Linked DNA regions of Homo sapiens: region 2 is linked to region 1. Evidence: chromatin loops called from intact Hi-C (ENCODE). Cell type or tissue: GM12878. All regions are shown on one strand. Links, peaks and the distances in the headings refer to the core of each region. The heading gives the core; the rest is flanking DNA. Region 1 holds the start of LOC124904888 (a long non-coding RNA gene). Region 2 has its middle 5.8 kb from the start of BPIFA3.

Region 1 (11,419 bases), core at 2,275-10,274:
TCCTCAGGGGCCCCACCACTCTGTTGCAGCTGAATTTGCCCTGAGGGAATTTTGCCCTGCATTGCCTGAACTTCTGACTTCTGGAGGGAAGCCAGAAGTCCTGATTTGCATGTGGAACTCTCCGTGTTTTAAAATATTAGTCACCGGGCATGGTGGCTCATGCCTGTAATCCCAGCACTTTGGGAGGCCAAGGCGGGCAGATCATGAGGTCAGGAGATCGAGACCATCTTGGCTAACATGGTGAAACCCTGTCTCTACTAAAAGTACAAAAAATTAGCCGGGCGTGGTGGTGGGCGCCTGTAGTCCCAGCTACTCAGGAGGCTGAGGCAGGAGAATTGCTTGAACCCGGGAGATGGAGGTTGCAGTGAGCCAAGATCACACCACTGCTCTCCAGCCTGGGCGACAGAGCGAGACTCCATCTCAAAAAAAAAAAAAAAAAAAGTCAAAAATAGTGAAAAACAAATCATAAAAACCAGAGAAAACACGCCAGACTGAGGTATTGGGGTTCGGTCTGAATCCCAGCAGGAAAGGGCTGTCTAGGGGCACTGAGGCGCGTCTACGTGTGCAGAATGAGATTGTGAGTCAAGGGCACTTGTGTTCTAATTCAGGATCAAAACTTCACTGAAAGAAAGTGTGTATCTGTGAGTGTATTTGTGTGTGCGTGTGTGTGTTCTCAGCTGTGTCTGACACGTGGTGGCTTCTCTGTAAACACTCGAGGGAAGTTGGACTTTGGTGGAGACCGGCCAGCCCCCCATGGTGCTTCTGTGGGGACCTTGTTTGAAGCAAATCCTGGGCAATATCTGTTTTGAGAGTGGACCATTCCAGGCCACCCCCTGTGCCCTCAGGCACCACCTGTTAACACTTACTTGGAACCAGCCAATCCCAGAGTTCATCAGCTGGATCCGATCAGAGCTGCAATGGAAGATGCCTGTGAGAGCGGCCCCTGAAGTCCCACTCATTCACCATCCACTCATTCAACAGCGATTTATTGAGCACCTATTATGTGCCAGGCACAGTGCGGGCTCCAGTGAACCACATGAAGCCCTTGCGTCGTGGAGCTTGCATTCTAATGGCAGGGGTGGGGTGGGGGGCATAGAGGGGGCACAGAAAACAAATAGCAGTCCAGTGAGCAGAAAAATCAACCTCAGGAGTCAGGGCTGTGGTGGACAAGGAGGCCCAAGCTCCTTCAAAGGGCGCCCCAATTCCTGGCTCGACAGTTTGTTGCTATGTAGGATTGTGGGCACAGGGCAGCCAGATAGTCTGATTTGATATGTGCACAACTCATTTATATTAAACAGCCCAGCCCTATGTGGGCTGATCAAAAGAGCCCTGGGCCTGACTTGTCCCCAGAGGCTCCAGCTGGCAGCCCCTGCACTCACTCTGGGGCCACAGGAAAGTGGCGGGGAGGGAGAACAGGCAGGGTGCAGGAGGCAGCTGGAGCCCTGCACTTCTGTGCCGGGTGACTGTCACTGCCACGGCCTGGGAGGTGTCCAGAGTGGGCTGGCCGCGGCTAGGGTTTGCCTGTGCCGTGGCTGCTGCAAGGCCTACTTCATTTTCCTCCCCATTCCCTCACATGCAGTCCTTGTCAGCAGGAGCATCCGGAAGGACCTCCCTGCCTACCCTGGAGCCGCCTTCACCTGACAGCCACAAAGTCGGTGTTTAAAGAAACCCATGGTTACCAGGCGGGACTCATTTCCATCAGCAGAATCTTCATGATGATTTGTGTGTTTACCTGATGTTATTCAAGTTGAGTATAAGTTGGTCACCTTTGGTGTAAAACTGAGCTTCCGAGCTGGCTTCCTGCAACAAGAGAAGCCCAGGCCCCATTGTTCTCAAGAGGATCCGAGTGTGGAATTAGGGGTTATGCAGGGAGGCTCTGGGGTCTGAATCTCAGTTCCTGGCTCTGGGACCTTGGCAAAGGGTTTGACCTCTCTGGGCCTCACCTGCCTCATCTGTTAAATGAGATAGTACTTGCCTCCACTCCCCATTTAACAGATGACAGTCTAGGCTTGCTGTGGGGAATGATAATGATGACGATGACGACGACGAAAGCAGCCACTATTCATAGAGCCCTCACTCCCTTACCCTAGTGTGTAGGTGGCCCAGCTCAGGAAGTTTTCATATTCCATTTTTCTGGACACACTGATTGGCTCAAGAATGGGCAACTGACTCAGGCTCATTCAGTGAGAGTCAGCCCTGAGATGTTTGCTGGAACTATTGGAAAGATAGGTTCTTCCTGCGGTGATTGCCAAGCTGATAGGATATGAGCCTAATGCAGCCTGGGGCACTACCATGAGGGAATAGCTTGCCTGAGGATGAAGGCAGCACAGAGGAAAACAAGGCTGCTAGGTGGGAGAGAGGAGAATGAAGAGGATATTGTTTGAGCACCTGGGTCCAGCTATTCCCGAAGTCAATAGCATCTAGACTTTTTAGTTATAGGAGCTAATACAATTCCTTTTGTGCATATGAGTTGAGTTTCTGTCCAGAGATTCCTGACTAAGAAAGTCACAGGGTTAGAATTGGACCCACAAAGCTCCTGGCTCTTGGTTCAGAGCTCCCTGTCCCCTGTCCCTGCTAAGTGATGAGAGTGGTGGAAATGTTTAACAAAGCAAGAGGGCGAACAGGAAAAGTAGACAGAAGGGTCCCCCTGGTTGCTGCCAATATCGCAGACAACTGAACTCACGATGCCCAGGGTGAACAAAGGGCGGAGGGCTTCACTGGAGGGAAACACTTCCAGCACGATCAGTTGGGCCACCTTGGCATGGCCTTGGTCTATAAAAAACTCGGGAGTGTCCTGAGTTAGGATCTTCACGATCTGGGTAGATCCCAGCTTATCTGCAGCCTGGAAGGAGATCAGACCCACATGTGGCCTCCCAAGTGCCCACCATGGCCCACAGGCTCTGTGTGTGGCCTGGCCCCTGCCTGCCTTCCTGGGCTCCCTGCTCCCTCACGTGTTCCAGCCACCCTGTCCTTCTTGCAGATCCTTGAATGTTGTGTTGTTCTCCCTACCTGGCAGCCTTTGGTCTCCTGTTCCCTCTGTCTGGAATGCCCTTCCCTTCAGGGAGGCCTCCCTGACGTCCCAGACTGTATCAGGGGCCCAGAGTGTTCTCATGGCCCCTAGAACCTGTCCTGTGTTACTGCAGCTGTAATGGAAATACTATCCATGTGATGATTTGCTTCAGGTCAAACTGGCCTGCTAGACTGAAATCTCTGTGCGGACAGGGATGCGGTTTGAGTGTCCCAGTGCTGGAATGAAACACTAGTCCCACTAGATTCTCCTCCCCAGAGGCCTGTGTCCAGACCACAGCAAACACCCCTCAAGCTGCAGATGGCAAACAGACCAACCTTTTCATTGATCAGCCCGATGCTTGACTTCAGCCGATGGGCACTCTCAGGAAGCTGAGGGTGAGAGGAGCCAGAGAAGGTCAGTTGGAGGGCACAGGGAGGCACATCTCCTGCACCCCACTGCTGGGAGGAAGGTTTCCCAGGACCCCAGAAAAGCTGGGTGGGCCCAGTGACCCAAGCCATGTGTCTGTCATTGGTGGAAAAACAGCCCCTAGGTCAGCTTCTATGGGGCATGGGGTCCTGCTGGCCTGGACTTTTACTGTGGGCTGGTGATGGTTGTGGGTCTGGGGGCAGCTTCCTGATCTCAGAGGACATAGAGAGGTGATTTCATTTTTACTGCAATCATGAATGGGCTAGTTGGTGACCACTCCCTATTTTCTCGCCATCCCAGTCCCCTGAGAGCTTGGTTATTGGTTGTCTGTCAGCTGCCCTGAAGTTCTGCCATCCTCCCATAACGTTGGACCAACCCTTTCCCCCTCTGGACCTCAATTTCCCCGTCAGTCACCCGGGAGGAGGTGGCACAACATAGTTGACTGGTGGTGGTTATCGGCTGTGCCCTGTTAATAAGGATTCCAAGGTTGTGTCAGCATCCAGACTCAGTAGAAAGGAGAGCCTTGATCGATTAGTGATGTCTGCCATGAGTGTCATAGTGGTGAGCAGTGGCACAGTCGCCATCCCTGGACTACTCACTATCTGAGATGTATTTATCACCCCTGGACTACTGCATATCTAAGATGCCTTTTGATTTCACGAGACTGTTATTTGGTAGAGGAAACATTTGCATCAGATTCCAGAGGGTAGAACCATGACTGGGGCTGGATGTTACCGGGAGGATTTTAGGTTTAGAGCTATGTCAGAGGCAGGGTCTATTAGAGGAGGGAGTGAGATCTCCATTAAACTGAGCCTGATGGAGGATTCCTGCTTAGGGGCACCCTGTGTTCAGGAAATTCCTATGATGTGGCCTGGGCGGCCCTATTCTCTGCCTTGTGCTGAGGTTTACCACAGAGTCCAACAGGACCATGAATTCTTCTGGAGAGAGCACAGCAGCCACTGCAGCTTTCACCACGTCCTGACTCACGATGAGGCTGAACGGGATGTTGTCCAGGGTGGGCATTGTCAGGGAAGCTGCAGAGTTATTGAACCACTTGGTCACCTTTCCCTGTGAGTCCAACAACTTGGCCTGAGGAGACAGAGCAGGGAGTCAGCTAAGAATTTTAACTCTGCAGCTTACCCAATAGCAACCTAGAAGGAAATGACACCATTCAGCCTGTTTCCTTTTTGTGCATTTGTTGCCAGGAAGCTTAGCCTGGAGCTCAGGTGTGTGGCAACATCTACTCCATCTTTGCCCCTCGGATAATCTCTGACTTTTATTTTTTGTACCAGATATCTTCGTTTTTTTTCCCATGCTTCAACTTCTCAGACACCTCAAACCCTTTGGATGGAGGGAAAATTAAAAACTACAACAAAATGGAAGAAACGATTTGATGCTGCAGTTTTCCAAAGGATCCATAGAAACTAGTCCAGGGGCCAGGCGTGTTGGCTCATGCTTGTAATCTTAGCACTTTGGGAGGCCGAAGTGGGAGGATCATTTGAGCCCAGGAGTTTGAGACCAGCCTGGGCAACATGGCGGAACCCCATCTTTACAAAAAATACAGAAAATTAGCCAGGCGTGGTGGCGAGTGCCTGCAGTCCCAGCTACTCAGGAGGTTGAGGTGAGAGGATCGCTTGAGCCCAGGAGGTCAAGGCTGCAGTGAGCTGTGATGGCACCACTGCACTCCAGCCTGGGTGACAGAGTGAGACTCAGTCTCAAAAAAACAAAACAAAAGAAACCTAGTCTGGGATTCATGCTACCAGGATGGTCTGGCCCTTTGGGGCGTCCAGCCACAGCATGGCTGTGCAGCTCCACATTGGACAGGGAGCTGACAGTTACTGGGCACTTCTGGTCTGCCAGGCATGGTGTGGTCTCATTTCATCCTCTCCTCAGTGGCCATTATTACTGACATTTTGCAGACAAGGAAACTGAGGCTCAGGGAGGTAAAGGAACTTGCCCAAAGTCACATAGCCAGGGAATCATAGAGCTAGGAGAGAAACTTAGGTCTGTGTTTCTTGATCCTTGGCTTTTGTTTCAAGGTTGTCATAGGTTTGGGGATTGGCAGGGACTTGCCTGAGAGAAAGGCTGAGGGCCCAGTGTCCCCACTCGGGCCCCCCCATGTCACTCTGGGTGACAGTGAGACTCAGTCTCAAAAAAACAAAACAAAACAAACTTGCATGGGACATATTCAGCCTGCAGTGATTTTTCTAGATCAGCCCGTGTCCTAATGGTGACCAGGATTTTCTCTCCTAACACAGGCCCATGCTATCTGACTCCTGGTGGTCAGAGAAGGGCAGCAATGTCCCCACTTCACCCTCAAGGTCCTGGGACACTCACCCCCAGGTAGAGCTGAATGGTGTCACCCTTGATGGCAGGATACAGAAGGTCAAACTCCAGACGGTCAATGCTGAGGGAAATGGGCACTGCTCAAGGACAAGAAGAAAGTTCTGTGAGGGTGGAGGGCAGTATTGGAGGGGGAAGTTGGGGGGCTGCTTCCAGGTGGAGCTGTACTGTTGCATGGGGGGGCAGGTAGGGAGGAGCAGGTAATAATGATGTTGATAATAATGATGCAAACAGTGATGACAGTGACATTTATCGAGCATCCACTAAGTGCCAGGCCTCTGCATGTCAGCTGGTTCATCTGCATGATAACGTTAGGAAGTAGGTCTTATTATTACCCCCTTTTACAGATGGTGAAACCAAGTCTGAGGAAAGGGAAATGACCTGTTCAAAGCCATACTATGAGAGCATGGGAACCCAGTCGGTTTTATGCCAAAGTCCCGGTTTGGAACGGAACTGAACTATTGTATGTAACACTCCACCGCCCCTACCAGACTGAAAGCCGCGTCCCCCATGCAGGTGGTTCTGGGTCTGGACACCCTATGAGCACCTGGATCTCAAGGAAGCTTAGGCTGGAAGCCAGAGGCCTGGTAACATCTACTCTGAAATCCAAACTGGCTCCTCTGCTCCCCCCAAAGATCTCGTGTTCGCGTCAGAATTCCCCACTTGGCCGCCAGGTGGCGGTGGTGTGTCACCTGCCCCGGTGTATGGCCGAGGATGGGGAGTGCTGGAGGGCCAGGGACCGGCCGCCTACCGCTCCAGGGAGACCTCCGGGCCCGTCCTCGGGGCAGCGGAGGAGCCAGCTGGACTTCGGTTTGAGCCCCAGTGACCTTGGCTGGTCTCTTCTCGCGTCTGAATCTGTTTCCTCGTCTTAAAATGAGGGTATAGTGCCCGCCAGGGCAGCACATGTACTAAAATCGGAAGGACATAGAGACGATGAGCATGACTCCTGTAAAAATTACTTTAAAAAAAGAAAAAAGGTCCGTCTCCAAAAAAAAAAAAAAAGTATATTAAAGTCAATAAGGTCCCCGAAAATGGCTATAACAACAACAAAAAAATGTGATTTACAAAGAGAAATCTACAGACTTGTCAACAAAATGTAATGTGTGAACTCTGGATCCTACTCTGAATACTGACCAAATATCTGACGATTGGAAGAACTCTTTGGGAATTAAAAAAAAAAAAAAGAAAAAAGGAAAGAAACGGCGGTAGAATAGTAATTCCTGCTTCATGTATACAACTGGCACCTAGTAACGGCTCAATCCGAATGACACTCGCTCAGAACTCAAGTCTTCCTCTATCACCAACTGCCTCTGTGAACTTGGACAGTGACTTCATTGCTCGGAGCCTCTTTCATCACAGTGAAGGGGGGTCATGACTGCCACCTCATGGAGTTGTCTGAGGAGTCAGTGAGATGTGCCTATACAAAACACCCAGCGGGAGGGCGTGGCCCATGGCAGATGCCCTGTGGCGCTCAGTGCATGCTGCTCTCCCTTCTCCTCTCTGGTCGCCCTTGGAATGAGCCTCTTCTGATCCCAAAGTGCAGTTGGTAGACTTTTCTTCTTCTCCGCCAGTTTCCACTCTGGGGGCCTGAGCATGGCAGAGTTCTGATGTGGGGGCAGGAGCCTGTGCCCTCCCGTATCTGCTATGCTGGGGGAGGGAGAAATGACTTCCTTCCGTCTTTGCCCTTCGAATCATCTCTGATTTTTATTTTTTAAACCAGATATCTCAGTTTTTAACCCATGCTTTAATTTCTCAGATACCTCAAACCCTTTGGATGGAGGGAAAATTTGAAACTGCAACGAGATGGATAGAACTATTTGATGCTGCAGTTTTCTAAAGTATCCATAAAAACTAGTCCGGGGGCTGCGTGTGATGGCTCATGCTTGTAATCTTAGCATCTTCTGTCTGTCCATCCATCCATCCATCCATCTATCCATCCATCCATTTAGCATGCATTTGTAAGTGCTTCTCTGTGCCAAGAGGGACACCTGCTATGTGCCCAGAACTTTCCTGTAGACTTTTATTCCTCACTAACAATCCTATGTTGTAGGGATGGTTAAGCCCCATTTTATGGATGAGGAAACCGAGGATGAGGAGGTAAATTAGCTTTCCCAAAGTCATGGAGCAAGTCAGGGGCAGAGCTGGGATTTGAACTTGGGGCATCCACTGACCTGACAACTGCACAAATAGTAAGAGCTCATGAAGTCCTAGTCGTGGCGAATTTCTGTCTGCGCGTCTGGGGCAGGGATCAACTGATGCTTGTCTCACCTGCTTCTGGGCCTGAGTTGCAGCTCAGGCCTGACTTGGGGAGGCCTTCCCTTGGTGGAGTCAGGGTCTGGAGGCCAGCTCCGTAGTAAAGGAAAAAGTGGGAGAGAGAGCAGAGCACCTACCCTTCACCAGCTGCAGGAGGTCTGCATACATGCCATTGAAGGAAGCCTCGATCACGGGACACAGCTGCAACAGCATAAGCAAGGGGCTCCATCAGGGAGGGGCCAGAATGCAGCCCCACAGCAGCCCCGGGCTGTGCCCAGCCCACCTGGCCTGTGTCCTACTGCTGTGCCCATGGCCAGCCAGGTTCCATCCATGGGTTGAGGATTCATTCGTGTGTTGAACCCAGCCTGCAGGGCCACCTGGGACCTTTTGCAGTGGTTTGTCCCTTTCCCTGTGCCCAGGGTGTGCTTGGCCTGCCAGCAGCCCTCCCTCTCTGACTCCTTGTCTTGCTCACAGGTGTCTATGTTTTCCATGAGAGTGAAATGGAGGCTGGGCGCAATGGCTCATGCCTGTAATCCCAGCACTTTGGGAAGCCAAGGTGGGTGGATCGCTTGAGGCCAGGAGTTTGAGACCAGCCTGGCCAGCATGGTGAAACCTCATCTCTACTAAAGATACAAAAAGCCAGGCATGGTGGTGCACTCCTGTAATCCAAGCTACTTGGTTGGCTGAAGCACAAGGATTGCTTGAACCTGGGAGGTGGAGGTTGCAGTGAGCTGGAATCGTGCTACTGCACTCCAGCCTGGGTGACAGAGCAAGACTCTACTTTAAAAGAAAAAACAAGAGTTAAATGGAGAATTTGTTTATTCATACAGCAAGTTGCTACTGAGTTCTTTTCACATGTCAGACTCTGGAACAGAGGCCAGCAAGGCAGACCCAACCAGACTCCTGGGCAATCTCTTTGTGCCCTTTGTGGCTTTCTAGCCCAACACATCCCTTTGCTCACTGGGCACTTCTCTTCCTAAAATTGCCAGCAGTCCTCAACAGGGGGAGATTTTGTCCCCAAGGAGACATTTGGAAATTTCTAGAGACATTTTTAGTTGTCACAACTTGGAGGGGATGACAACTAGTGGGTAGAGGCCAGGGATGCAGCTAAACATCCTACTGTGCATAGGACAGCATCCAGACAAAGAATTATCCAGCCCAAAATGTCAGTACCACCAAGGCTGAGAAACTCTGACCTAACCTAACCCTGACCTGAGCTGTTCTGCTTAGGGAGAAGGTCAAACATTTGACTCACTTTTCAGGGCAGTGCTCCAAGATTATTGAGGACATTTTTGTCTTGTTGACCACCCCTTAATACTCTTGAGGAATGACAATGCCTTTGAGAAATGTTAACTCCTATGAATAACCGTTCCCTGCTCCTGGCTGCATTGCCAATCTAGAGCCCAGAGAGGATGGAAGACTTTCAGCTCAGAGACTCCCAGCAGGCACTGCCAGGGGAGCCTGTTTCTCACCGGAAAGTGTCCCGGGGAACCTCTGCATTTTATCCCACAATTCCCCATCCTTCATTTCTATCAGCAGGTCTCAATCCTGGCTACACAGTAGAGTCCTCTGGGATACTAGGACCCACCCAGACCAGTTACTTCTGAATCTGGGGTAGGGCCTAGCCATTAGTATTTTTTAAAGGTTTCTCAGGTTCTGATGGCTCTGATGTGCAACGAGGGTTGAGACCCATGGATTTACACTGAAAAAGATTTCAACATTTTCCCTCCCTCCCTCCCTCCCTCCCTTCCTTCCTTTCTTCCCTCCCTCCCTCTCTCTCTTTTTCCGTCCTTCCTTCCTTCCCTTTCCCTTCCCCTTCCTTCCTTCCTTCTTTCCTTCCTTCCCTTCCCAATCCCCTTCCTTCCTTCTTTCCTTCCTTCCCTTCCCCTTCCCCTTCCTTCCTTCCTTCTTTCCTTCCTTCCCTTCCCCTTCCTTCCTTCCTTCTTTCCTTCCTTTCTTCTCTCTCTCTTTCTCTCTCTCTCTCCTTCCTTCCTTCCCTCTCTCTCTTTTTCCTTCCTTGCTTCCTTTTCTCCCTTTTTTTCTCTCTTTCTTTCTTTCTTTCTCTCTTTCTTTCTTTCTTCTTCTCTCTTTCTTTCTTCTTTCGAGTCTCACTCTGTCACCCAGGCTGGAGTGCAGTGGTGCAATCTCGGCTCACTGCAACCTCCACCTCCCAGGTTCAAGCAATTCTCCTGCCTCATCCTCTCTGATTCTCCTGCCTCATCCTCCCGAGTAACTGGGATTACAGGCGCCCACCACCATGTCTGGCTAATTTTTGTATTTTTAGTAGAGATGGGATTTCACCATGTTGGCCAGGCTGGTCTCAAGCTCCTGATCTCAGGGGATCCTCCTGCCTTGGCCTCCCAAAGTGCTGGGATTATAGGAGTGAGCCGCCACGACCAGCCTAGCTAGATTTTTTTCCATGCATCTTATGGAATACTCACAATTATATAAAGCAAGTCATTCCATCATCCCCATTTTATTTATTTATTTATTTTTAATTTTTTTTTTTTTGAGATAGAGTTTCTCTCTGTCGCCCAGGCTGGAGTGCAGTGGCGTTATCTCAGCTCACTGCAACCTCCGCCTCTTGGGTTCAAGTGATTCTTCTGCCTCAGCCTCCCAAGTAGTTAGGATTACAGGTGTGCGCCACTGCGCCCAGCTAATTTTTGTATTTTTAGTAGAGACGGGGTTTCGTCATGTTGGCCAGCCTGGTCTCAAGCTCCTGATCTCAGGGGATCCTCCTGCCTTGGCCTCCCGAAGTGCTGGGATTACAGATGTGGGCCACTGCGCCTGGCCTCAACATTTTCTAAATGAGCTCCTACCAGACGCTCACCTCTTAAACGTGCTATGCCTTTTCCCTTCATGCCAAATAAAATATTTCTATGACCATCATATCAAATCCAGTGAATGTAGTGGATTTGCTGATGATAATGGGATGCCGGCTTTCACACATTGTTCTTTCTACTTAGCTTTTCACCATTAAAGACAGATACTATGCAAGGAGCATTGTATAATTCCAAGTTTTTGTCATCTTTTCTACTGGAAAATATATTTTTAACTATTAAAGTGTGATGCCAGATAAAATATGATTTTGCTGGAGGCTGGGAAGAAAATCTACAGCTGGGTCCTACTTTATGAAATTCCCACCTTGAAACAGATAAATAAAATTATTCAAAGAAACAAAATTTTCTTTCTTACATAAGAAAATTCCAATGTTATGAAGTTTTTCACTTTTGGATTCCCTTTAAAAAACTCCCTGGATACGTACCTTTGCTAAAAGGTCGGAGTCTCAACATTCTACCTATAAGAAGCCATTGTCTTGAACTTTGAGATCACACAATTCATTATATTCATTGTTCATTATATTCATTATATCACACAATTCATTAA
Region 2 (11,419 bases), core at 1,837-9,836, 88 kb after region 1:
ACAGGAGTCCTCTCCCAGACCCTGGCACAGGCTGGATGTTAGTGACTCTTTAGTGAACCAATGAATGAATACATTTGAGTGAGGATGGCTAACCCCAGGCTCTCCAATTGGGTTAGGACTTTCTTAAGGGCATGACCAACCACTTCAATCCCTACCACGATACTTGCTTGTCAGAAATTGAGTGTTAATGAATGTTTGTTGAGTGACCAAACGACTGAATTGATGAGTGGAGATGGTTGATCTCTGAATCTCCTCTGAATTATGAGTTTCTTGAGGGCAGGGTATGAGTCTAATTAATCCTCATGTCTACAGTGCCTCCCATGTTTGCCACATGGTAAGTACTGGTGAATGTTTGTTAATGCTACAAATGAATGAATAACTGGATGGATGGATCTTATCTTTCTGGATAAGAATTACAGACTCTTGAAGCCAAAGCATCAGGTTGACCTTGGAGCCCTGGGGTTGGGATTCAGAGAGAATTCAGTTTAAGTCCCCTGTCCTCACTCTTAGGAAATGGTGCCAAGTCCATCTAGTTGTTCTACTCCCAGCCGGTGGAGCTGCCCTTTCCTCCCCTTTTCCCATCTCCCACAACCCATCTGTCAGGAGATCCTGCTGACACTTCCAGAACATGACCACATATAACAACTACTCCTCAGCCACCATCAGCTTGATCTGAATTATTGCCAGTGGGTCCCGGCTGGTTTCCCAGCTTTTAACTGTGCCCACCCACAATCTCTTCCACACAGCAGCCTGAACAGTCATTTTAAGATGTAAGGTAGGCCGGGTGCGGTGGCTCATGCCTGTAATCCCAGCACTTTGGGAGGCCGAAGCAGGCGTATCATGAGGTCAGGAGTTCAAGACCAGCCTGGCCAACATGGTGAAACCCCGTCTCTACTAAAAATACAAAAAATTAGCTGGGTGTGGTGGCACATGCCTGTAGTCCCAGCTACTTGTGAGGCTGAGGCAGCAGAATCACTTGAACCCAGGAGGCAGAGGTTGCAGTGAGCTGAGATCACACTACACTGCACTCTAGCCTGGCAACAGAGCAAGACTCCAACTCAAAAAAAAAAAAAAAAAAAGATGTAAGGTAGACCACCATGCCACTCCTCTGCTCAAAACCCTCCAGCATTTCCTACTGCACACAGAGCAAAAGCCACATTCCATGCAACACCTCCCAGGCCCAGGAGGGTCCCTGCATCCTCTTGGACCGCACTGCCTGCAGCTCTCTCTTCCCCACTCCACTGCAGCAGCACAGGTCTCGGATGTCTGGGCCCCACCTTGCCATTGCTGTGAGCTCTGAGACAAAGGCGTTTGTCACTGTCCCTGTGCTGTTTCCCCATACTACGGGCGACATAGAGGGTCCCATGTGGATGAGGGATGGGAACGTCCTTTGCAAATTTCACAGAAGCCTTGGGGCTATTCTTGGGCAATTCACTCTGGTTTTGTAAGAGATTGTACTGAGAAAGCCTTGGTTCAGGGTGTTGGCTTTCCCTGTTTGAGGTCCTTTCTCAGAGTTCATGCTCCCCTTGGGGATGTTTGTAGAATATCACTTACTTCAAAATGTATTTTTCTAGCCTTCCTGGTCTTATGTAAGTGGTTGGAATTTTGTTATTTATTGTCAAGAAAACAGAGAAGAGTGGGCATTGTCGGGAGGAACAAATCTGTTGTCCTTGGCTCTTTGGACATCTTAACATGGGGCAGGAGCTGTTGGTCCTACCTCATCACAGGCTGTGGTTCTCAGGGCCACAGAGCCTAATGAAAGGACAGCATGGAGGGTATAGATTTTCAGAGCTTGATGCATGACAAGAGAGAGCAGATTTGGAGGGATGAGAGGGCCCTGCTCAGGGGCTGGGGACTGGATTTGAAGCCAACTCGGTGCAGGATCACATGCAGTCCAGAGTATGTGCTTTAGGGTCACGCAGACCGGGGTTCAACTGCTGACTCTGTCTCTTGGCAGACTCAGCTCCCAGGTCTGTAAAAGGATCACAGTGCAGACCTCAGAGCTATAGTGAGGATTAAAGCGAATCATGCTTGGGCCAGTCCTCCAAAACCATGTTATTATGATGATCCTCCTCCTTGTCCTTACGCCTCTGAGCCTTCCTCACCTGTAAACCAGGGAAGCTGATGGAGTCAGTGACATGGAGCATGAGAATCCCAAGATGGTTCCTGGGACACGTGTGCAATGAATGCAGGAGCCACCTCTATCAAGTACTTTCACGAATGAAATGCAACTCCAGAAGGCAGGCAGGAATGATAGAGAGGCTGAGATGGCAGTGAGGGTGTGATGGTCCTGGAGTGAGCTTGCGCGTGGCTGTTCAGATGGTGGGCTTTGCTGTCATTCATTCAATGAATAAAACCACTAAAATCAATGAACACTGAGTGTCAGGAGCCGTGGGCTCTGGGGATCCCACAGAGAGTGGTCAGGCAGGGTCCTTGTCCTCATGGAGCTCACATACCAGTGGGGAGACACACAGTCTTCAATTATCCCTGCAACTGAGCATATGATTATGAAATATGGCCCAGAGGTGAAGGAGGTGGGAGGTACTGTGAGAGGGCACAGGGAGGGGATACCTGGCCAATGGGGGAAAAGGGATGTCAGGAAAAAGACCTCCCTGAGGAGGTGGAGTTTCTTTAGCTGACATTCAAGGAAAAAACCCAGGGTGGCTGGGCACGCCACGCTGGTGCTCTCAGGAAGGATGGTGGTGGATTGAGGACAGCTCCTTAATGAGCAAATACTTGGAGGCTGGCGGGGCTGGCGTTTCTCCGTTGGGACCCGTTCCCTGTGTGAAGCCTGCTCTGTGGTCTATCTCATTCCGTCCTCATCCCACAAAGGTGAGGAGACAGGGACCCAGAGAAACCCAGCGGCTGCCTAAGCTCCCAGCCAGGAAGAGGCTGAGCTGGCATCCCAGTGGGCTGTCTTGCCTTCCCCAGAACTGCCTCAGACACTGTTTTCCTTGGACACTGGCGCTGTGGAACACCACTGAGCCTCACACATTAGCAGCCTCCTTCACTATTCCAAATAGCTTTCCTTAAAACAAGCTTCTTTACCTTCTTGGGGGACATTTTGAAAATGCACTGGAAGCTTTGGTTTGTCTTTTAGGAAAAAAAAAACTCACCAAGCCAAACAATGTTGCACACAGTACCAGGATTGCCATGGACCTCTTAAGGCATGCCCATGGGTTCAATGGTAAAACCCTTGCTCTCCTGGGAAACTGGCTTTCAAGGAGTTTGACTTTGAAAAAAATTCATTTATCCATCCACCCAACCATTATTTACTGTGGGCCAACTGTGTGCCAGGCACTGTGCTTGACTCTAGGGAATAACAGTCACCCTATTCCCCAGCAGCTTATCATCTGGTGAGGGAATCAGAACAAGGTGAAATAAACAAGAAACCAAATAACCATAAATTGTATTAAGGGGAAAAAGCTTACTGTAAGATTGGAAATAGCAAGGAGGCCACATTAGACCAGGATTAGGGAAGGTCTCAGGCGACATTTGAGCAGAGCCCAGGAGGAGAGGAGGAGATGGAGCCAGGCTTGAGTATAAAAATGTGGAAGGGGAGCCAGGCAGAGGGAACCATGAGGGCAAAGGCCCTCAGGTGGGAAAGAGCTCGGCAGGTTGGAGGAAGAAAGGAAGACAGTAGTGGCTGTCTATGGGGTGAGAAGTCTGTACCCATGTGCCCAGGGAGAGGGCCTGTCTCACATCCCTGGCTGCAGGAAGAGCTGTCCAGTGGGACAAGGAGGCAGGAACCTCCCTTGGCAGAACTCCGGGCCAAGCAGGCTTATGCACACCTGTGATCTCTAACGGCCAATTGGGGTGGCCACTTCCCCTCCTTGGGGCTCTAAGGAAATTCCAGGTCCCTAGCAAAAGGCAGAGGTCCCCAAACTCCAGGGAACAGCAGAGGAGGCAGAAGCATTAAATGCAGATTCCTGAATCTGATTTAGTGGGGGCTGGGGGGAGGTGCTGGGAGCTGCCTTTGGAATGAACACCCTAGAGAGATGATGCAGGGGGTTCAGTCCATACTTTGAGAGTTACTCTTCTAAGGAATGGAATTCATTATTCATCTAGTCATTCATTCATTCCATTCTTTTATATATATATAAAAGATATATATATATACACACACATATATATGTATATGTATATATATATACACACACACACACACACATATATATGTGTTTAACATACATATGCCTAACAACTGTACAGAACTAGGGGCTGGAACCTTAATCCAAAGGCGAATTTCCTTAAAATGGCAGGGGAAGAGAGAGTGGGGACCGTTTCTGAATGGCATATTGGGTTTCACAAAGGAAGAGTTGACCTTTTCTGGGTTCTGAGGGTAGCCTGGAGAGGGCAAAGGGAAAATGGAAATGCTGGAATTTCCAGGGGAGCATCACCGAATTTTGGAGGGAGAGATGGGACTTGTAAAAATGCAGATTCTTAGGTCACCTCTGATGAATTGAGTCAGGCTCTCTGAGGGGGATCCTGGGAATAAGCTTCTGGACAATTCTGATGCACACGGTGTGTGAAGATCACTTAGCTGAAATAATAACAGTGATACCAGCTAACAGTTATTGAGTGCTGACTGAGCTCCAGGGGCAAGCTAAGTGCTTTACCTGTAATGACTTATTGAATTCTCAACACAACCCTTTGCAGTAGGCACTGTTATTATTGGCCTCCTTTTGCAGAGGCACAGAAATGTTAAGTAAAATCCCCAAATCCACCCAGCTGGGGAGGGGTGGGGCTCAGATGGGAACCAGGTAGCCTGGCCTGCAGAAGGGAGCTCAGAGGAGCTGTTGCTCATTCCCCACCAACTGCTTCATCCCACACCCCATTCTGCTGCCCAACATGATCCTCAGCCCCCATTCCCCCAGGCACAAGCATTGCAAGGAGAGGCAGGAAGAATAATAAGGGCAGATGGATGTTGAGCCCTGACTCTGGAGACACTTGTCTAAGGACACACAGCTGATAATGTGGAGCTAGGATTTGAACTTGGGCTGCCTGGCTCTGATAGGCTCTACCTTGTTTCTGGATAAATTCACTTACAGCCCTTAACCTTCCCTCGCAGGGGTCTGCAAGCTTGTTCTGTCCGGCTGCATTTCCTCTTATATACTACAGAGGCCAATAAGATTCCGTGGAACACACATGGCAAATACCAACATTTTCAGTGAGTTGAACCACCAGATAGACTGAAGACTGCAGGTCTCACCATAACCATGAACACTCTGGACCACAAGGGGGCAGGAACCAACCTGTCAAGTCCCGGGGCTTACATAGCAGGAGTGTTCTCAGGAGGAAAGGAGCAAGGCAGGTCATTAAGGATAACCAGCCAGGCACAGCCTCACCTGCCCTTAAATGTCAGCCAGTAGGAAGAGGAAACCGGCATGGGTCCTTCTTTTAAAAATGCACATTCAACCTGTTTGATCATTAATTTTATTCTTCAGCCAACTTGGCTTCTCTTCTGCTTCCTGCTGCGTTTCTCAAAGGGACCAAACTTGCTTTCTCTCTTCTTCCATTTTCTGCTTTTGGATCCCAATCCCCCTTTTAGTAATTTTCTCCAACACATGTCACCCCATATTTGCTCATTTTGCTTTACCTGATCCTAAATTCTCGTGGTTGCTGGAGATAGCTGCAGCACTAAATTTCTTCACCCGGATCCTCTGGGAATTGGGGAGCTGTCTTTGGGAGAGGGATTGTGTGACTCTGAGGGTGACATTCTCCATGCTATTGTGCAGTGTGTGGCAGCTCCCAGGAGGGAGCCTTTATCAGGGAGTTGGCAGGTTTCACTAAGCCCCTCCATGTGCCAAGCAGTGAACAGGACAGATAAAAATCCAGCCCAGTGTTCAGCCCTGAGGTTGGAACAAGCTGAGGAGGCAGCACAAGAAAGCCAGTGTGACCAGAGCAAGTGAGACAAGGGGAGAGTGGTGGGGACGGGGTCAGGAACATGCATATGGACACAAACAGTGTGCCCACAGGCCCAGTGAGGACCCAGACTTTCATTCTAAGGCAGACGTAAGTTTGAGTCCTGACTCTCTCATTCTTAGAGGTGCAGCTTGCACACATCACTGCACCTCTTTGAGCCTCAGTTTTCTCACTTATTCAAGGGAAAACAACAGTTACTTCCTAGGTTTATCATGAGAATTAAATTAGAATAATACTTTGGAGAAGGAAGCCATATTGTAAAAAAAAAAAAAAAAAAAAAGAAAGAAAAAGAAAAGAAAAAAAAAATGATGGCCGGTTGCAGTGGCTCACATCTGTAATCCCAGCATTTTGGGAGGCTGAGGCAGGTGGATCACTTGAGTCCAGGAATTTAAGACCAGCCTGGCCAACATGGTGAAATCCCATCTCTACTAAAAATACAAAGATTTGCTGGGCATGGTGGCACACGCCTGTAGTCTGAGCTACTCAGGAGGCTGAGGCAGGAGAATTTCTTGAACCCGGAAGGCGGAGGTTGCAGTGAGCCGAGATCACACCACTGCACTCCAGCCTGGATGACAGAGCAAAACTCCATCTTAAAAAATGACCAGAGGTTGAAGGTGAGGAAGGAGAGGCAGTGAATAGCAGCATATGTTTTGGGAAGTTTGGTGATACAGGGAAGAAAAATGGAGTTACCAGGGCCAGGATAAGGTTTCTCCCATAAGTCACAACTTTGTAGGCTGTTCCTGCCTGAGGGCGCTGGGAAGATGAGACCAACATTCCCACTGCACAGTGATGAGACTGTGGCCAAGAGGATGGAGCCACTCAAGGTCAAAAAATCAGTTCAGAAAACATCCCAGACAAGACAGGAAACCTTTTTAAAATTTTAATTAGCCTTTGGGAAACATCATACCAGAGTGTTCAGATGTTTATGAGATAATGGATAAATCAACCCAAGTATCCTCCCCTGCTTTTCATACTTTTGTTATCATGACCAGACCCACCATCATCTCTGGCCACGTTGCCCCCATCCACATGGCGCTGTGGAAGCTGGACAGTTTGCAGTTCAGAGCTGCTAAAAATTTATTGTGGGAAGATTACAGGGAATCAGCACATGGGTTCTGGTGAGGATTTACAGGGAAATAACCTCCATACCCGGAGAAGCAGGGGCTCTTTTGGTCCAGGGTGGGTCATGCAATTCCAGGCATCAGCTGAATAATCAACACGATCTACGCAGGTGGTGTCCTGGAGTGTGGAGGACATTCCAGGGAGGAGACTAGGATGCAGAAGCTGATTCTGTGTGAGATAATCCAGGTATTAGTAAATTTCACACCCTTTCTTCCGGTCAGAACGGACAGCCTTTCCCGCTTCTGCCCTCCCCCTCCGCACTGGCGTGACTGCTGTCCGTGGTGCTGAAATCTATTCCTGTCGGGACACCCATCCACTGCCTCTCTCTGGATAACGTTTTCTCATTGTTTCCCTGGACTTCCTCTCATCAATTAAGGTGGCTCTTCCTCGTCGCCTTGGCCTACTTCACAACACAATAATACAAAATATCACCAGGTGCCCTAGCTAATCAAAAGACATATTTCTTACTTTTAATATTGGCAACTCAGTCACATGTATAAAACACTTTATAGGCTAAACCAAACATGTCTGTGAGCTGAATATAATATGGGGGGGGGGGTGTCACAGATTTGGGACTTCTGTGCTAAGTGGCAGCCTAGATATATTGGCAGGAATACATGAGATGCCCTAGACCTTTCAACGTTTTGCAACTGCCAGCCAATTTACTTAGAGAGAGCTGCGTTGTCCAATATGGTAGCCACTAGTCACACATGGATATCAGCATTTGAAATGCAGCTAGTCCACATTGAAATGTGCTGTAAGTATAAAATACACATCAGACCAAAGACTTACTGCAAAAATAGAATGTAAAATATTTTATTACTTTTATATTGATTCCATGTTAAAATGATAATATTTTGGATATGGTGGGTAAATATAAACTAGTAAGGTTAATATAATCTGTTTCTTTTTCCTTTTAAAGATGGCCTTGCCAGAAAATTCAAAATTACTTGTGTGTCTCCTGTTATATTTCTATTGGATAACATTGGTTTAGAGTATTACGTAACTAAGCTAATTAACTCAAGGATGTGGATTCCATTATGGTGTTGGGCACTTAATTTTTTATGTCCCCTGTCATGGACTGTACCTTCTTACAGCCCAATTCATCACATGTGACCTTGTTCTCACAAAGCATGTGTACAGCATAGCTTATTACATGCTTATCCTTACTCCTCAGGGGAGGATACCTCTGTCCCCCATGACTCCTATGGGCAGTCACCCAGAGCTTCTCCCCATTGCCCAGAGCTTCTCCCCATTGCCCAAAGCATCAGACCCTTTCCTGCTTCTGTGTACTTGCACATGCTGTATCCTCTGCTTATAATGTCTTTTCCCACAAAGTGAGTCTTTATCATTTTTCAATACCCAGTTTAAATCTTGCCTTTTCTGCAAAGTCTCCTGGAAGTCCCCTGGCTACTGGGTCTTGCCTCTCTACTTCCATAGAACCTTAACTGAGCACCTCAATGCACATGAAATTGCCGATTTATTTGTTTTATCTCTCGCTAGGCTGGGAGCTCTTGAGGTCAGGGGCCAAGTGTGATTCATTTTTGTAATCCTGGAACTTGGGATAAAACAGGGAATAGATAAAGTCCCTGACTTCATGAGGTCTACATTCTTTTAAGAGGTGGAGAGAAAAGATACATATAATATAGTAGGAAGTCAAATAATAATGAGTGGTATGAAGAAAAGTAAAGCAGGGAAGAGAGTGGTGGATGTGCCATTTTTGAGAGACTTGAGATGGTGACACCTGAGCAGAGTGTATTCAGCACTGAAGAGTTGCAAATACATACATGATAAATGAATGAATAATGATATCTCCTTTTATAGAAACTCCCTTCCTTTTCTCTGCCAAATATCACTCTTGTAAAGATGTCTCCTACAACTGAGCTCCCTACACACTCCAGCCCACGACGGCCTCCTTTCTTTACTTCAAAAAGGCAAGTTCATTCATTTCTGCCTCAGGGACTTTGCACATGTTCATCCTCTTGCTTGTGATACTTTTCTCCTGGGTCTTGGCACAACTCCTTCTGCCTTATCATTCAGGGCTCAGCTGAATTGTCCCTTTGTTCCCCAAAGAGCCTCTGTCTGACTGTATTAATTTGATGTCTCTCTCTCTGCCCCCACCCCAGTTACTTTTGCCCACATCCTCCTACTTTGTTTTCTTCTGAATACCCACCATCCTCTGGAATTTAGTTGACTATATATTTATTTCCTTATTCACTGTTAGTATTCCCAACTAGAATACAAGCTCCAGGAAATCAGATTCCTTGTCCATCTTGTTCACTGCTGTATTCCTAACATGTGGAATAGAGTCTAGCATATAGTAGGGGCTTAACTAAAATTTAACAAATGAATGAATAACACACTTATAATGACCCTAAAGGCCAAAGGTCATCACTAAGCAATGGAAACATGCTCTGGTTTCTCACCGGATTGATACACACATAGCTTCTTCACTTTGGGGACATTTAGATGGTGACTTGGTACTTTTCCTGCAGCAGGACCAGATCTAGAATGCAAAAGAGATACTCAGACTGTGGGGGTGGTGGAGGATCAGAGAGGCCAGGGAAGTTTCCCCCTTGGAGCAGCACTGGGAGCAGAATGGGGATGAGAAATGAGCCCAAGGTGTGGAGACAGAAGGCTGAGGCTGGAAGCTCTTATTTGTCACTGGCTGTCTTGTATGATTTAACTGACAGTTCTTTATCCATGCAGTACAGTGACTACCAGTGTGGGCTCTGTAGCTGGAGGATGCGGGTTCACTCTGGCTCTGACATTTTCTTCCATGGAAATATGGGCAAACATTTTGATCTTCCTTTGTTTCTGTTTCCTCATCTTTAAAATGAAGATAGTGATAATACCTAGTTCACGGAGTTGTATGGACAGATCAAATTAACATATATAAAGTCTGCAAAGAGCCTGGCACATAGTAAAGCACTTAATATGCATTTAGCTTTTATTGTTATTATTTTTTACTAAGTAATCCTGGATAAATTGCTTAAAGTTCTTGGATCTTGGTTTCCTTATCTACAGATTGGGAACAACCACTTCTTCCCAAGCTAATCACTTAAGAGCTCCTACATTGGAATGAGACAGTGGAGAAAGGTGCCATTGCTGCAGCCGGAGTCTCCATTCACCTGGCCATCTCTCTGAAGTGATGGCCCATAGTAGAGCGAAGGTGTTGGTTGAGCTGTCCCATTCATTTGAGTGGGCCCGGGAACACAAGCTTTGGGAGTTTTTAGGCTCATCCAGATTAGTTGCCTCAAGCTTCCTACCTCATAAGTAGTGAGTACTGGCCGGGCTCACTGGTGGTGGTTCACACCTGTAATCCCAGCACTTTAGGAGGCTGAGGCGGGTGGATCACTTGAAGTTAGGAGTTCAAGACCAGCCTGGCTAACACAATGAAACCCCATCTCTACTAAAAATACAAAAATTAGCCAGGGATGGTGATGCCTGCCTGTAATCCCAGCTACTTGGGAGGCTGAGGCAGGAGAATCGCTTGAACTCTGGAGGCAGAGGTTGCAGGGAGCCGAGATCGCACCACTGCACTCCAGTCTGGGCAATAGAGTGAGATTCCATCTCAAAAAAAAAAAAAAAAAAAAGTAGTGACTTCCCAGTCAATGGAATAGGCAGAAGTCAGAAAATTGCTTGCTGGGAGAGCCACTCGAGGAATTTTAGAAACTCTGGCATCTGGCACTTGGCAGGACGAGTGAATATTCAGTGAATGAAGGCATATACCTTTCAATTCAGCATTTTTTTTTTTTTTTTTTTTGGTGGTGGAAGTTTGAAGTCCTGCTGGGGGCCTGAGCTGCTGAGATTCAATCTTGCATTTTTTGCTTTGAGTTCTGGCAGATATGAAAACTTTGGATGCTTGAGGTAGCGACTACTGAAAGGAGGCAGTGTTTGTCTGGGCTGAAAACAGACCAATTTTCTGCCCATCATTTAACTCATACAAATTTAGGGGAGGACAAAGGCAGAATTGGGCAGATTTTCTCCCCTGGAGAAGTTTCCATTCATATCTCAGCTGCTCTAGGCTTTGGGAGCAAGAATAGAATTGAAACCAGCACGTCCTTAGCTAAAGGTGCACGTTCAATTGCTAGTGCAGGCACAGTGCTTCATGTTGGCACACTGGGCTCCCTCAGTTAATGTCAGCTGAGTTTATTATTAAGGTTGTTATTATTAGGGACCATTCTACTTCAGCAGGAAAGAGATTTTTGGTCTAGGAGAAGTGCCAGAGTGAGGTAAGGGGAAATGAAATACAAAGGGTGAGGGAGGGTTCTGAGCTTTCTTCTGGAGTGTTCCTGTCCCTTCCCACCTCCAGCACTTACTAATCAACTCTTTAACCACATGCTGGTCCAGGTTGTAGAGCCATTTATTA

Evidence for each region. A loop is a pair of places that touch in the nucleus more often than their neighbours do. Peaks named below come from ENCODE experiments on the same cell type or tissue, not always from the same donor. Only the 100,000 strongest peaks of a DNase experiment are listed, where the experiment ranks them.
Region 2: a loop joins it to region 1, with 2.8 times the contacts of the local background. A loop is called at or near these places in 4 of 110 quality-filtered maps.

The regions. Positions count from the first base shown.
Region 1 is chr20:33,294,339-33,305,757 of GRCh38, reverse strand. BPIFB1 (BPI fold containing family B member 1) reads right to left here. Exons shown (of 16, transcript NM_033197.3): 7 at 8,170-8,233; 8 at 5,774-5,859; 9 at 4,346-4,525; 10 at 3,346-3,399; 11 at 2,684-2,842; 12 at 1,733-1,800; 13 at 867-912. LOC124904888 (a long non-coding RNA gene) reads left to right here and starts at 7,234. Exons shown (of 2, transcript XR_007067566.1): 1 at 7,234-7,325; 2 at 7,536-7,641. LOC105372594 (a long non-coding RNA gene) reads right to left here and starts at 7,545. Exons shown (of 2, transcript XR_936685.3): 1 at 6,914-7,545; 2 at 5,905-6,687. In GM12878, for the core only: a CTCF peak has its summit at 6,451 (motif pointing right); a DNase peak (open chromatin) is centred at 6,468; H3K27me3 peaks cover 116 bases.
Region 2 is chr20:33,205,835-33,217,253 of GRCh38, reverse strand. It overlaps the pseudogene BPIFA4P. Among named protein-coding and RNA genes, the nearest start is that of BPIFA3, 5.8 kb to the left of the region's middle. In GM12878, for the core only: a CTCF peak has its summit at 5,242 (motif pointing right); no DNase peak of the experiment used is centred there; H3K27me3 peaks cover 342 bases.